Linked DNA regions of Homo sapiens: all the other regions are linked to region 1. The links are chromatin loops, found by intact Hi-C in ENCODE. Cell type or tissue: GM12878. All regions are shown on one strand.

Evidence for each region. Peaks named below come from ENCODE experiments on the same cell type or tissue, not always from the same donor. Only the 100,000 strongest peaks of a DNase experiment are listed, where the experiment ranks them.
Region 2: it touches region 1 in a loop (3.0-fold over the local background); 1 of 110 quality-filtered maps calls a loop at or near these places.
Region 3: a loop joins it to region 1, with 3.0 times the contacts of the local background. A loop is called at or near these places in 1 of 110 quality-filtered maps.

What each region holds. Positions count from the first base shown.
Region 1 is chr7:41,879,136-41,884,135 of GRCh38, reverse strand. No RefSeq gene overlaps it. Among named protein-coding and RNA genes, the nearest start is that of INHBA, 180 kb to the right of the region's middle. RefSeq lists an enhancer at 2,148-2,697. In GM12878, no CTCF peak of the experiment used is centred here; DNase peaks (open chromatin) are centred at 1,185 and 2,255; H3K4me3 peaks cover 811 bases; H3K27ac peaks cover 2,365 bases.
Region 2 is chr7:41,205,437-41,210,436 of GRCh38, reverse strand. No RefSeq gene overlaps it. Among named protein-coding and RNA genes, the nearest start is that of LINC01449, 110 kb to the right of the region's middle. In GM12878, a CTCF peak has its summit at 3,079; DNase peaks (open chromatin) are centred at 3,964 and 4,666; H3K27ac peaks cover 884 bases.
Region 3 is chr7:41,729,200-41,734,199 of GRCh38, reverse strand. The region is part of intron 2 of INHBA-AS1 (INHBA antisense RNA 1); the gene reads right to left. Among named protein-coding and RNA genes, the nearest start is that of INHBA, 29 kb to the right of the region's middle. In GM12878, no CTCF peak of the experiment used is centred here; a DNase peak (open chromatin) is centred at 2,049.

The DNA.
Region 1 (5,000 bases):
GAAGGACCCTCTTTTCCCTGTTCCTGGAGGCTGGCTGCATGCAGCCCATTCATTCTATTTCCACAGTCACGGAAAAGAGGGCTCAAGGAATGAAAATCTGCTGAGGTCAAAGCCCCATATAGACTACTGAATAGAAGTAGGGGTAAAACCCAGACTGGAATTGAATTCTGTGTTCCTTGTAGATTTTATATCCCCCTCACCCCGCCCAGCCTCTGGGTTCCACAGGAGCTCTGGAATCACAGAAAGTCAGCAAACAAGATTCTATTTCTACCAAGGATCCACTGAGCTCCTTCTCCCTGTCCACAGACATTGCAAATGGATGTGCATACAGACCTCCCTGTTTGGCTTTTGTTCTAATTTCCTTGAAATAGTTAGAGATGATTTTGTGTGATTAACAAAGTTTATTTCTTTGGTAAAGGCAAGACCCATAGACCTCCTACTATTTTAAGCAAAATTAGCTTTCTTTCTTTGTAAAAAAGAAAGATAAAATATTGCCTATCATGTGTGTGGCCTGAACACAACCTTCAAAACATCTTAAAGGTTATCCATCAAGTTTCTTAAAAGGAAATATATTGGTCTTAATTATTCTTATCTTATTATATAATATGCTGTGGATTTATTTTTTAACCTATAATCTTATGCCAAAAGAGGCCATTTAGGTTTATTTTTATTTGTAGAGTGAAACAGAAACAAAATATACGGGCCTATGTTTGCTGTTTTAAATTCTACTCTCTATTACTTTTCCTTTCAACTTGGAAAGGAATTTTGTGCTACAGGACGTTTGGCCCAGGGTCAGCGGCGCTCCCTGCAGGCCGGTGGGGATGGCCTGAGAGAATTCTGGGCCAGCAGGCGGCCATATATTTCTTCCATAATCCTGTATGCGCGGGCAAAGTATCAGGCAAAGGTATAAATAAAACGTTCTGACTCCACATATGGTATTTTGGGTTTACAAATCCTTCATAAACTTTTTCCATTCCTATCAGCAGTTTTATTCATTATGGGACATCCAGCAACTCTCCTTTCGGGATTATTTGAGAAGCAGTAAAGGCTTCCTGTGAAAGGAGCACGTTAGCTGTAAGATTTGTGCAAAGATCGAGTGCCTGGCGGGGAGTAATCCCTAGACTGCGGATCTCAAATGTTTGGTGGGGTTTCCCCTACTGCTGGCTTTCATGTTCTCAGGGCATCATTACTGCGGTGGTGCAGCCGTAATGATGGGAAAGTGCCTGCTTTCTCTTTTCCCCCAGGGCCCCAGGGTCATATCTATGGGCTGGCAGACATGTTTTCTCCTTTCTCTTTCCTGTTTGCATTCACCTTGTGATTTTACTGATTTGGGGGTTCAGAGTGGGAAATCAGGCCAAAAATATATACATTCGAGATTTAAAAACTGAGTTATATCCAGCTTCCCCTTGCAATTTGAAATTATACTCCTCTTTCCATCTCTGTGTAAGTATGGGTTTTGACCAGTTTACGGAAAAAGTATATATTGGATCAAAAAGAGGCAATAGTTGGGTGTGACCTGGGAGCCAAAGTATCTAGACACATCTTAATGGGTGGCCTCATTCGTAAGAACAAAGAGAAAGATCCCTTGCTGACTGAGTAGAGGAGAAACAGACATCCTCTGGAGCTGAGGCTGGCAGGGGACGCTACAGCGAGCCGGCCAGTATGAGTTCACAGCCCAGGTCACACACCCTCCCCTCTGCTTGGCAGCAAGCACTATGCCTGGCACAAGTTATTAAGTGTTGTTCAATGTTTTGGATAAATTAAGAGGGGCAAGTGCCAGACTAGATGGTGCCACATTTTTAACTCTGTCCTCTTCCAAACTGTAATCATCTTGGTTCCACCTGCTAATTACCATTCGAATGTATCCCTTCCACTACAATGGCATTGCCTCGCCTCTGATCCTTGGCTTCTACAGCTATTTACTATTACTCCAGATTGGGGTCCTCAGCTGCAGTCAGACCACCAGATAGATCTGTGAGTCCTCAGAGAAAGATCTACCTGTTAGCTAATAAACTAATAAACTTCAGCTCAGGGCCTCACTTGCACGGTCCCTTACAAGAGCTGGGGGAAGACCTTGCAATGTGTTCACATGGTCATATATTTTTGTAAAATGTATTAAAAGTGAGCTATATTTAGCCATAATTGGTTAAGACTGCTTCCCCTTTCTGTTTCGACTTCCCCTCTGTGCACCTACTGTTAGGGTGTCAGCGTCGTCACCAGCACTTTGGGGCCCCAGCTAAAAGGAAGTTGAGTTGCGAATATATTTAGTTTGGGTTCAGTAGGGGATATTTTTGTGGTTGGTAGTTGTTTCTGAATGCAGTTAAGTTATTACTAGTCATCCTGGTGTAGGAACGGCTTCTAGGAATACTCCTACGGCCCCCTGCACTGACGCACCCAGCCTCGTGACAGGAAGTGGAGGGTCAAACGTCATCTGGTGATATGAATTTGTCCTGCAGCATCTGACACCAGACGTTTATGCAGAATCAAGGAGAAGCAAAGTTTGAAATATACAAAGCAGGAAGCTGGTCTCTGGAAAATTCTTCCAAAGTCAGATATGTAAAATCGTAAGCAGAGGACTTTGTTTTCAATGACAGCTAGTCAAAACAGAAGTTGTCTCCTTTCAGGAATATAGCACGCCATGCTGTGTATACAATTATACAGGCCTCATACATTTTCCTTTCCTCCTTGATGAGAATTCTGCAAAAGAGATTTATTGGAATTCTCATGTTTTAACCTATGGTTGTGGTATTTATCATCATTCTAAAGTTCTATTTTTTTTGAGGTTTATCTTCTCATTCTAAATAACTGTTCAGTTTTATACCTAATTATATATTCTTGGTTTTGAATTTTTTTGCTTAAGAAGGGCTCCTCAAATTGTATAACATCAGGTTCCAGAAGATCTGTGTAAGCCACTGACTGTCCCTGGGGTTGTAGTCAGCCTGGTCTTCTCTTTTTTCTAAATTGAGACGGAGTTTCACTCTTGTTGCCCAGGCTAGAGTGCAGTGGCTCTATCTCGGCTCACTGCAACATCTGCCTCCCAGGTTCAAGTGATTCTCCTGCCTCAGCTTTCCAGATAGCTGGGATTACAGGCATCCACCATCACACCCGCTAATTTTTTGTATTTTTAGTAGAGACAGGGTTTCACCATGTTGGCCAGGCTGGTCTCAAACTCCTGACCTCAGGTGATCCACCTGCCTTGGCCTTCCAAAGTGCTGGGATTACAGGCATGAACCATTACGCCTGGCCAGGCTGGTCTTCTTAAAGCAGAAGGCTAGTAGGTGACGGCCCCCTAATTGGAATACTTTGACAACCTTTATCCTTCATAAACTGACATCCACTGCCCTCCTCCTACCTTTCTCATGCTATAGACCAGCCATGTGCACACTGACAGCTCCTGGGACACACAGCTTCATTGTTCGCCCCTCACCTCCTTTGACCATGTGGATCCCTGTAATCCCAATGACTACTTCAGTATTTGTTAGATAATCTTCTGTTTGTCTTTCAAAATACAGCAAAGGCAGAAAATAATGCAGGTGAGGTGAAAACCTGCCAGCATTAGAGTTGGCATAGGGTAGACTGCAGGGCCATGAGTGTTCACAGCTGGCCTCCTTGAGCCAGCCTTTGTAGGCTTATAGGGCCTGGAGCTCAACCATCAGTGGGAAATCTGGCATATACCCCTGGTGCCTGGCCCCTTTCTTGACAAAGAGTGAGTGCCAAATCCGTGTTGTGAAAGGCATCCATGAGACATCCCACTGTGGGTCCACCACCTAAAGCTCTGCAGCAGGAAGGATGTTGGTCTGGACTCTGTCCAGGCCTCTGGACTTTGCTTTTCCCTTCCCCCGACCTTCTGGTTTCTCCCCAGTCTATGTCACACGGTGCTCTGCAGTGTCTGTCTGGTCTGGTTATGGAATATCTCCAGCCACCTCCATTCTCATGCCTGCAATTCCTGACATTCCTGCTTTGCCCCATCTTTCAAGGCCAGAGCTCTGGGAATACCCTGGAGAGAACCATTTGTTTCTCCTTCATTCTTCATTTATCAAAATTTTCTCATTATCTTTCTCATTCTTAATTAGTGTCTGCCAAAGGAAAGGTGTCTGTAAATAGACTTCATCTTATATTTGTGACTAAAGGGTCCAAATCACATGTGGAAAAACAGAGCAGTAACTGGAGTTGTAGATATTCTTTGATTACATATCTAGTATTATTGGCAGGGACATTTATGACAATAAAGAAAAGGCCAGTTATTGTTGACAATATTTACTGAAAGCCATTTCAAGCAAGCACCTTTTCATTATTTAATATGTGCTTTATTAAATCACAAGACTGTTATACTAAATTAAGTCAGAGTTTTATTAAAATTTATAGATGATTGTCCCCTCTTTATTTCCCTTCCCATCATCTTCTCTGTGTCAGCGTATCGTAGTCTTTCGTTTCAGTTTAGGGATTTACATGTAAGGAAGATTGTGCCAAGTTACAGTCCTCCCTTGCCTCCCTTAGAATGCACATTATGTATCAAGAAAAGATATAAGGAGACTCTGGGAAACGTCCAGGCCAAAGAAAGCAAACGTTAAATCTATCATTCTCAAAGCATGCCCTTGGCCAACTTCACAGAGCTCTCCTGTGATTAGCTTTTTGGGGAATCATGAAAACAGTTTCCTTTGCATCCCCAAAGTTATGAACTTTATTTCTTCTTCCACATATCCAACTGGCCAGTGTGAAAGTCCACCAGTTTCTCTGGCTGGAGAGGGATACAAATGCGGCTCCACTCCTGAATCCCAGAAGCTGCAAATCTGCAGAGATAAATCAGCTCTTCACATTTGCCATCTCTAGGGTGAGCAAGGGGAGGGGTCCTCAGGACAGAAAGTGTATGTACCTTTTCTCAAAGCAGAAGCTCACCATTGTCCTGTTAACTTGACCGCAAGGAGTGACTCAGGCAGGACAGCCCATCTCCCAGCCTTTCCTCTCCAGGTCCAGAACTTTACAGATGAGATCAGCTTGAA
Region 2 (5,000 bases), 670 kb after region 1:
AACAAGAAAATTATAAATAATCTATGATTCAAAAAAGAAATCCAAGTGGATGTTAAGTAATATTTTAAAATGAATGATAATGCAAACCTGGCCTAAAAGTTGTAGTTGAAGTTGTGCTTAAAGGAAAATGCACGTCTCTACTTACTAGCATATGCTAGTGAGTAAAACAACTGAAGTCAATAAACAAGAAAGGAGAAAGAGAAGAAGGAAAAAATAGAAGGGAGAAAGAAGTAAAAATTAATAAACTAGACAAGAAACATTCAATACAGAGGAGTACTGACAAACTAGTGAATTAATAATATTTATAAAACTTTGTCAAGGTTGATTAAAAAACACAAATTACCAATTTCAGGGATAAAAAAGGACATTTCTAGATCCTACAAACATTGCAGAAATAAAAAGAGATTATTAATTTTTTGCCAATAAATTAGAAAAGTTAAAAAACAGTCAAATTCCTAGAAAAATACAACTTTGTGAAATTGTCACAAAAAGGAAAGAGAAAATCTGTATAGATCTGTATCTATTAAAGAAATTGAATCTGTAATTTAAAACTTTCCTACAAAGAAAATTTAAGGCCTAGATGGCATCACCAGTGAATTTATCCAAATTTTACCAAAAAAAAAAACCTAAAAATAAAAAAAGAGAGAACATTTTCCAATCCATTTGATAAGACCAACATAACCTTGATATGAAACCTGAAACGACATTTACAAGAAAGGAAAATGCAGGCCTGTGTCTCTCATGAATATAGTTGCAAAATCCTACTGAAAGTATTAGCAAACTGTACCTTGCTATATATAAAGGGAAATACATCATGACTCAGAAATTTTATTCCAGCAATACAAATTTCATTTAACATACAAAAAACCAACTGATGAACTTATCACAATTCAGAAAATAAAGAAGAAAAAATCATACAATCATCTTCGTAAGTGGATCAAATTTAATATGTATTCATAATTTAGGTTAAAAAATAGCAAACTAAAAACAGAAGGAAACTTCTATAATTGATGTTTTTAAACTCTACAAAATCCTACAGCAAATATTAAATTTAATAGCAAAATATTGAGTTTTTCCACCCTGGAATCAAGAATAGAAAAGAAAATAGTCATATCACCACTTCTCTTCAACACATTTTCTAATATCCTATTAGTGTAAGAAGGTAAAATAAGAGGTGAAAGGTATATGAATTAGAAAAAAGAAGTAAGACTATTATTTGTAGATAACTTGATGTGAATATAGAAAATCCGTAAATTATTGTATTTAGCAAGTGAATACTGCAAGCTTTCTGGATACAATATACAAAAATCAATATTTTAAATAAACCAGTCCTAAATAAACATTTGGAAATATAATTCAAAGACAAAACTAACATTTACATGACATCACCAAACATCAAATTCTAGGAATACATTTAACCTTCTATGAAAAACCTCTATATAGCAAATCACAAAACATTATTGAGAGACAGGAAGGAAAAATACCTAAATACACAGAATAAATGCATTCTTCATAAATTAGAAGCACTATTATTTTAAAGATGCCAACTGTCCCCAAATTTATCTGGATTCAATGCAATCCCAATAAAAATCTCAGCCGCCTTTTGATTTCAATGAAAATTGACAATGTAATTCTAACATTTATGCGGAAATGCAGTATAGCAGCAACTAGTAGACTGAGATTAGCCCAGTTATTCTTGAAGAAGGATAAAGTTAAAGGGCTCACACTAACACATATGAAAAATGAATTTAAACTAACAATAATTAAGAAAATATGTTACTGGTACAAGGGAATAGACCAATTGAACAGAATAGCAAATCCTGAAAACCAACTCTTATATGGACACCAGATTTAAGACACTTTAGAATGAAAGAACAGTCTTTTAAATAAGTGGTATTTGGTCAGTTGAATTTCTAAATGGAAAAAATGATTATTGACCCCTACTTCATACCATAAAGAAAAAAAATTAATTCCAAATATACTGTTTAATGTAAAAGGTAAAACAAATATACTGCTAAATGTAAAAGGTAAAACAATCCAGCTTCTAAAAAACAACATAGGAGATTTATTTTGTAATTTCAAGAAAGCAAAGATTTCTTAAATAGAACATAAAAAGTAGTAACATAAAGGAAAAGATTGAGAAGTTGGACTGTATAAAAAAAGAACTTCTGTTTATCAAAAGATACACTTAAGAGAATGAAAAGGCAAGCTACAGATGGGTAGAACATATCTGCAATATGTATTTCCAATAAAAGACTCATATCTTATATGAAGAACTATAAATCAATAAGAAAAACACAGTTCAATTTTAAAAATACACTAAGGAATGAATAGCACAAATTTTTAAAATAGCACTAAGGAGGAACAGGAATATCCTCTTCGCAAAACAAGATGTCTAATTTGCCAATGAATATCTGAAAAAATGCTCCACCTCAAGCATAAGGAAAATGGGAAATAAAACCACGATAAGATGCTACTACCTCCCCATGAAAATGCTAACATTAAAAAGGAAGGATGGAGCAACTAGAATTCTCATAAATTGCTGTTTGGATTGTAAATTGTTGCAATTTCCTACTTGTGAAATTGAAATTATCTACTAATGCTGCATATGCATATGACCCAGTAATTGCATCCTTAGATACAAACCCAACAGAAATGCCTTAAACAAGCCCACCTTGCCCCATCTCCCCACCCCCCACACCCCCACTCAGAAAAAATGTACAAGAGAGTTCCTGTCATAACTATATGTAACAGCCAAAAGATAGGGAGAAAAAAACAAAAACAAATTACTGTCCATGAACAAGTAGAATGGATAGATTGGGGAATATTCATACAATGAAATACTTGACATCAATGAAAACCAACAAATAACCACTACACCTTAGAGTATGGATGAATTTCACATACAAAATGTTGAGCAGGAATGTCAAATACAAATGAATAATGTTTTGTATCCTTTCATGAGATGGTCAGTCAGGTGCAGCCACAAGAGGGGACAGATGAGAAGCACAGGAAGAACAGTGTATTATACTCACAGGTCCCAGAACAGGGATCACCGCATGCCACTAGGGGACCACATGGGGGAGAAGCGGGCTCAACCAAGCAGGTGGGGAGCTGAGAGCCAGCGAGGACCGTGGGCAAGTGCCTTTACTGGGGGTCAAGGTAGCGTTCACAAGCAAAGGGCACGAGGGAAATTCAGTGGTACATTCAGAATGTCATTAGGTCACAGCAGAGGCGGGAAAGACGGGGAATTTGTGCCAGAGACCAGCCTTACACACTGGTGCACTCGGTCACCTGACAGGGGCGTCGCAGCCCGTTTAGGGGGATGTTGAAACTGCGGGAAAATACAAAGGGTTAAAATTCGCAATGTAAATTCATAATGAATGATTCCGTTTATATACATTTGTGAAAGAAGAAGAACTAATGTATAGCGTTAGCACTGAAGACAATGGTTATTTGGGGGAGGAGAGGGTATAGTGACTGGAGAGTTTGCATTCTATTTCTTGCTGTGGATGGTGCTTACTCAGCTATGTTCACTTTGTGAAAATTCACAAGCTGCATAATATGAATACTTTTCTGAATATATTTTATACTTCAATCAATAATGCATTTATTTTTTTATTTTTCTACCATTTTCCCAAGTCATTAGGTTGGAGACATGTAGACTTGGTTTTGTCTTGCTTTTCTTCATTCGTTATTTTAAAAGCTGCCTTAGCTCTTAAAACAATTATCTCTTTCTTGAGCTTTGGAAGGGAAAATTAACATTATTTGCACAGTTGTTGAGAAATCACTTAATCCAATTAAAAATGCAATTAGGGTTTTTCATTTGGTTTCACTTTCCCATCTTGAATTCATATAACTGCCATAGGTTAGCCCTTATTAATTATTTACTATTCTCCCAATTCGTTGTTTCTGCAGCCCAGTTTAGACATTTCTCTTTAGTTGAAGTTTAGACCCTGCCCTATCCTGTGTTGACTAACCCTACTGCATATGTCAAAAATTCTTTAGAAAAGACACTGAGAGGTACCTTTTGCCCTGAACTTGTTTGTATTTCTTTCTTAGATGAATGGCAGATAGTCCCGTGGTGAGAAGGGAGGGCTGGTTTCTAAGAAGTTTCAGGGCTGGGCTAGTCCACTATCAAAACAGTAAATATACCTAATTACTGTATGAATGTATTACAGTAAAAGGATGTGGACTGTACATGTATTTTCTAGAAATGTAGTTCTCAAAGTTTTTATTCTCAAAACCTCTTTGCATTCTTAAAAACTATAAAGGGCACCTAAGGAATATGTTCATGCTATTTGTATCTATCAATATTTACCATACTAGAAACTGAGAAATTTAAATATATATGTTTATTAATTCATTTAAAGTAGCAGTAATATACCCATTACATCTTAACATATGTAACATATTTTGATGGGAAACTACTGTTTTTCAAAACAGAAAAATATAGAAGAAAAGTAGCATTGTTTTACATTTTGCAAATCTCTTTACTGTCTGGATCAATAGAAGACAGCTGGATTCTCATGTCTGCTTCTGCATTCAATCTGTTGAGATGTAATGTGTCAGGAAGCTTTTGTAAAACTCCACTGTATCTACATGAGAGATTGAAAGTGAAAAAGCCAAGTAACATCACATATTATGATGAAAATAGATTTGACCTTTGAGGATCACCCGAAAGGATCTTGGAAACCCCCAGAAATCCCCAGACCACATGTTGAGAACCCCTGATCTAGGAAATTTTAAGATTTCTTTTTGGCCTACGATTTAGTCAATTTTTGTAAATGTTTCCTGTGCTCTTTAAGGAAAAAAAAACAAGGCATTTGTAGGAAATTATACCTGTAATGTAATTAATATTAGTACAATATCAATTGCTTAAATATAATGTGAAATATATGAATACTTTCATAGATTATACATAAAAATCAGGGGTCAGCCAACTGGCTTGCCAGCCCAGAGTCTGTTTATATATGGCCCTTGGGCTATTTGCAGTTTTT
Region 3 (5,000 bases), 150 kb after region 1:
GACATGTACCTGTCCTTCAAGAGAAGAGATATCCCTTTCCTTGTAGTTTTCTTTTTCCTGCTGCCACAGCAATGAATTGGAGCATAAGTAGCTGTCCTGGGCTCTGGAGCATCAGCTAAGGATGGCTGAGCAACGCAGCAGATAATCCTGGGAACCTGATGGTACTGAGACCTCTCTGGTTACGTTTGTTGGGAGCCGTTTCTGGTCAGTGATAGAAAAATAAACCCAAACTGGGTTGTGTGGAAGTGGAAGTGGTTGACAAGAAGCAACAGAAAGGAGTACAGGCTACTCTTTCTAAAAGCTTCACAGTGAAGCAAGGAAAATGTGGAGCAGCAGTTTGTGGGAAATTAAGACTGGGAGAGGGACAACCCTTTCTGGGGGCATTCCAGAAGAATCTGGAATGTTTATAGTCTGAGTTCAAGAGAGAATTACCTGGGAAGAGAGAGAAAAATTGAAAAAACTGTTGGAACAAAATCTAAGAAGGGCTAGGAGGGAATAGAATCAAAAGCAAATGGGGAAGAGACTAATCTCCTGTGGCAGAAGGGAAGAATAGAGATAAAGACACATTTGGCTTAATACCTAGGTGATGGGTTGATCTGTGCAGCAAATCACCATGACACTTGTTTACCTATGTAACAAACCTGCACATCCTGCACATGTACCCCAGAACTTAAAAACAGAAGTTGAAGAAAAAAAAGACACATTTTAAAGTTCAGGGTAAGTGAATTAAGGATGCAGTAGTCTCCATTTTTTCCCCAAAACTTGTGAAACAAAGCAAGTCTTAAGAATGAAGAAAGTAGTCAAGGTTTGAATAATCCTTGAGGGATTTGAAAGACAAGCAAACAGCAGAAAAGAAAAAAAAAAAAACATTCTTGAGCATTCCCGAGGTCTCACCTGAAGGCCATAGAATTTGTCATTTCCCAGTGAGCAAAGCAAAATGACTTCCTTCAGCAGTGCTTCACAGCTTAGAAATCAGAGTCGGTAAGAATGAGTCATTAGGCTGTTGTAGAATAGACTATTTGCAAGGCTTATACAGCAGTAGATCAAAGGGTTGGTGGAAATGTGTGTGTTGATGATAGTGTGGTGGAAACAATAAACCATGAAATCCAAACAAGTTAGGAAATACATTGAAATAAGAAGGGACTGAGAGTCTGATTCAATAGAGACAAGGGAAGGAGATTAGGCTTGGGCACGCTGACAGTGAGCAGAGCAGGCATGAAGACATGGCGGTGACAATGGAAAGAGGGAACCTGGTGGTTCGCACAGGAAAGGTCACGGCAGAATACGGGAAGTCAGAGGTGGAGCGGAGAGGCCAAGGGGTGGCTGCAAATGAAGTTACAGCAGAGAGGGGGGACAGCGGTCAGAGCAGAGGGGATCAAATGACCGTGAACCTGAGAAGTGAAGTGCCTCATCCAAATGAAAGTTGAAATCACCCTTGGTTTTGGAAGGAAAAGGCTTAGAAAAGAAAATGGATCCAGAGTCCAGCCTTGTTCCAGAGGCTATGGCTATCAACTCAAAACTCATAACATGGAGACAAGCAGTCACTGGAAATAAGAGAGCAGCCCAACCAGCTAAAGAGATGCTTCTTATCAGTATCACCCAGGACTTTCCATAAATGTAAAACCCACAAAATGCGCACTGTTAGGTCTGCTTTAAAGTAATTTTTAGAAAAATATTTTATTACTATTAAATCACTGTGAGTGAGATACGTTGAGTTCTTACTGTTATTATTGTTTTCCTAATAATCATATCTTAGTAGTTACGACAGAACTATGCAAGATCAAGGTAGTATTGATTTTTTACTTTTTCTCTTGTTCCAGTAGAGGGCACTCAAAGCTCAAATAAATGCATGCAATCATTTTTACAGCACTTGTTGTTTTATATAATTAAAACTCATCTTTAAATGAAAAAGAGAACGTCTAATTTAATAAAACTTAATTACTAGTCATGCAAGTAAATTTTACTAAAATGAGATGAGATCTTGTAAGTGTCTAAATGAGGACATGCCTCCCCAGACACAGTTCTTTCATTTTCACTCAGCACACACTGAAAGCGGAAAGGAAATTCTCTTGTCTAAGAAGCAAGTTGGGCTTTCGAAACACCAAGTCTGCCACAGACACCTGATCCTCAAGTTCTATTTTCATTCCTATCTGGTCTTCATTGATAAGTGTTTTCAATAAACTGGAAAATAATCCTGTGGGCTACTGGACAAATATCCTTCAATGGAGAACATCTAAGAGTTAATAAGACAGAAATGACATTGGAACTAGAGGAGCCACCCTCTGAAACATGTACAACCAATGAATGAGATGGTTAATACTGAGGTTGCTGCCACTGCACAGTCCACAAGAAGTTCTCAGGAAAGTTTCAAGAAGACCTTATGTTTTAGAGAGTTAAGAAAATGCAAGTATTATTACTGCTTGAGGGAAGACTATCTTCCAAGCACAAGATTAATTCTGTGTGGCTTTGGTTGCCATGTGGCAGAATGACAGTGGAAGATTTCAACAGTGGTGACGTTGCTGTCCTCCTAGAGGAACTAGGCCCTGGGGTCAAATGATTCTACTGCTGACGTCTTTGCCATGATGGGGCTGCTATGATCCAAACATGGCAGCTTTTCCAGACACAGAGGACGTTTCAGTTTGGATTTATTTTTTTATGTTGGAGTAATGATTCTTTGCGGGGAGCAAATGGGAATCATACCAGCATCCTTCAATAATGGTGATGCATCAACATGAATTCACCTGTTCGGTAGGGTTCAGGATGCTACAGGGGGGAGAAGACTGTCTCCAAAAAACTCTTTTTGGCAAGGATGGTAGCCCTGGCATTATAAAGAGTATGTTATGACTTATTTATAACAGATTTTTTTAAATAACTAGTTGCAAGACTCTGAAACATTATGATTTAAGAACTCCCTTTATCTGCACCTCACGCTGACTAAACACACAGTCCTCCCCGCACTCAGAAACCAAGTCCGTTCTCCTCAGGAATAGTGCAGCGCTGGGATTCTCCTGTCATATCAGAGATACATCAACCCTGTTACACTCAGGATGCAAAGGCCAAAGTCTAAGAAGCTATGCAATATTGAGTTTTTTTTTTTTTTTTTAAAAAGCACTTTCCCTTTTTCCTAATAACATGGCAGTACAAGATAAGGGATTTAGAATTGAAGACCCTGAGGGTGTCCACACATCAATAATGAAAATCAAAGTACTTTAAGACTGTAGGTTAAATATAGAATATTTATGGGTTGGTGTTATTGTTGGCCATATCTAGCCTTGCCATCTATCGTTAAAAGACCAGGCAGCCGCTGTCTCATTGTTTATTCTTCTTCTCAGCTCTCTGACAGTGGCTTGGTTTATAGTTGTAGGCAATAAATTACAAGGTTGAGTCTAGTTTCTAACCTTGTGGCTAAAGAGTTCCCATTACCCGGTTAGGCAAGCTAAATGTTTTATTTAAAATGACATCCATAATCACTATAAGAAAATCACTCAAATGAGAGTGAATGCTGATGGCCTTAACATGAACAAGCAATTCCGTATACAACAGTGTGGTAGAGTGGCAAACATACATACAGTAGTGCAGCCAGAAGGTCTGCCTTCTATAATTTAGGCAAGTATTTCTTCCCTATGAGTCTCAGTTACTCCTTCTTCACCCAAACCAAATAATATCTAGACTCTGTGCCTATAGGGATGATTTTTGTATCGCCTAGGATGCATTCTGCTGCAAGCAACAACAACAAAAAAAAACCTAGCTAAAAGTGGCTTAATAAATAAAGGTGCATCTGATCTTACCCAACAGGAAGTCTAGGCACCAGGAAATTCCAGGGAAGTTCAGTAAGGAGCTCAGTGATGTCAACCATCTCTGCAATCATCTTGGCTTTTGCTTCCAGATCACAAGATGGCTGTTCCCAGTATCATATCCTCACACAGTGACATTTAGAGACAGAAAAATTGGTATTTTTCTTATTTTCATTTTCTTAAGGGCTGGAAACACTACTCCAGAAGTTCCAGACTTCACCTCATTGGCCAGAATTGTGCAAACTGCCCATTCCTGGGTGAACCACTTGTCTAGGATATAGAATTACCATAGTTAGCCTGGATCAATCAACATTCTCCCCCTGTGGCAGGAAAGAGTTCCAGACTGCCCTGCCATACAAGGTGAGCATGAACAAAATCAGGGTTCAGTGAGGAAAGGGTGGTGGCAGGTGGCTGTGGTTCCTTCCCAATCTCTATTTGCATGGAAACATATACACAGATATACTCATTCATACCCCTAATGACAAGTGTTTCTATCTAACTAACACAGTTCCATCAGGTAAACTCTGCCCTCTTTGCTGCACAGTTTGGAAACTGTCCTTTTTAGAACATATTCGCAGTTTGGTCAAAATACTTAGGAGCACATACAAGGCCCCACATGTTAAATTCCTCAAGCAGGATCTACTAAGCCTGCTTTACTTTATTGAATCCCAATCCCTGTAATTAATGACATTCCGTGATATCAATTATGGGGAGAGTTGAACTATCATCACTGCTAGAGCCTCGCTAAGTGGCGATGGCATAGGAAGGGAGAGGAACATAGGGTTGCTTCTAAAACTCATCATGATCAAAAGTTCAACTTCATATAACCAGTTTTTTTCTGTCCCTGTGGTTGGATAATTTCCTTCAGAAAAGACCGAGAAGCCTCCCTTTACCATATATGTCCTCATGTTTCCATTTCAGGAAACTGCTTCAATTCACGATGGTCTCGCCTGTGTCCAGCATGGTACGCTGTCTTCCCTTACCTCCACGAGGATGGTTCCACAGATGAAAACAGAGGCAATTTATGACCAGGGGCAAAGTGACATGGCTTCTATTCTTTACCCTTTCACCTCTGGCTTCACTGTCTTTGTCTGAAATCCTGTTACTGGGGGTGGAGGGGAAATGGAGCTTTTCTTCTGGAGTTGGGCTGGAGTTCTTCCTCATTTCAGTCCAGCTGAGCTGGGACTGCAATTTGTTCTAGGAGAC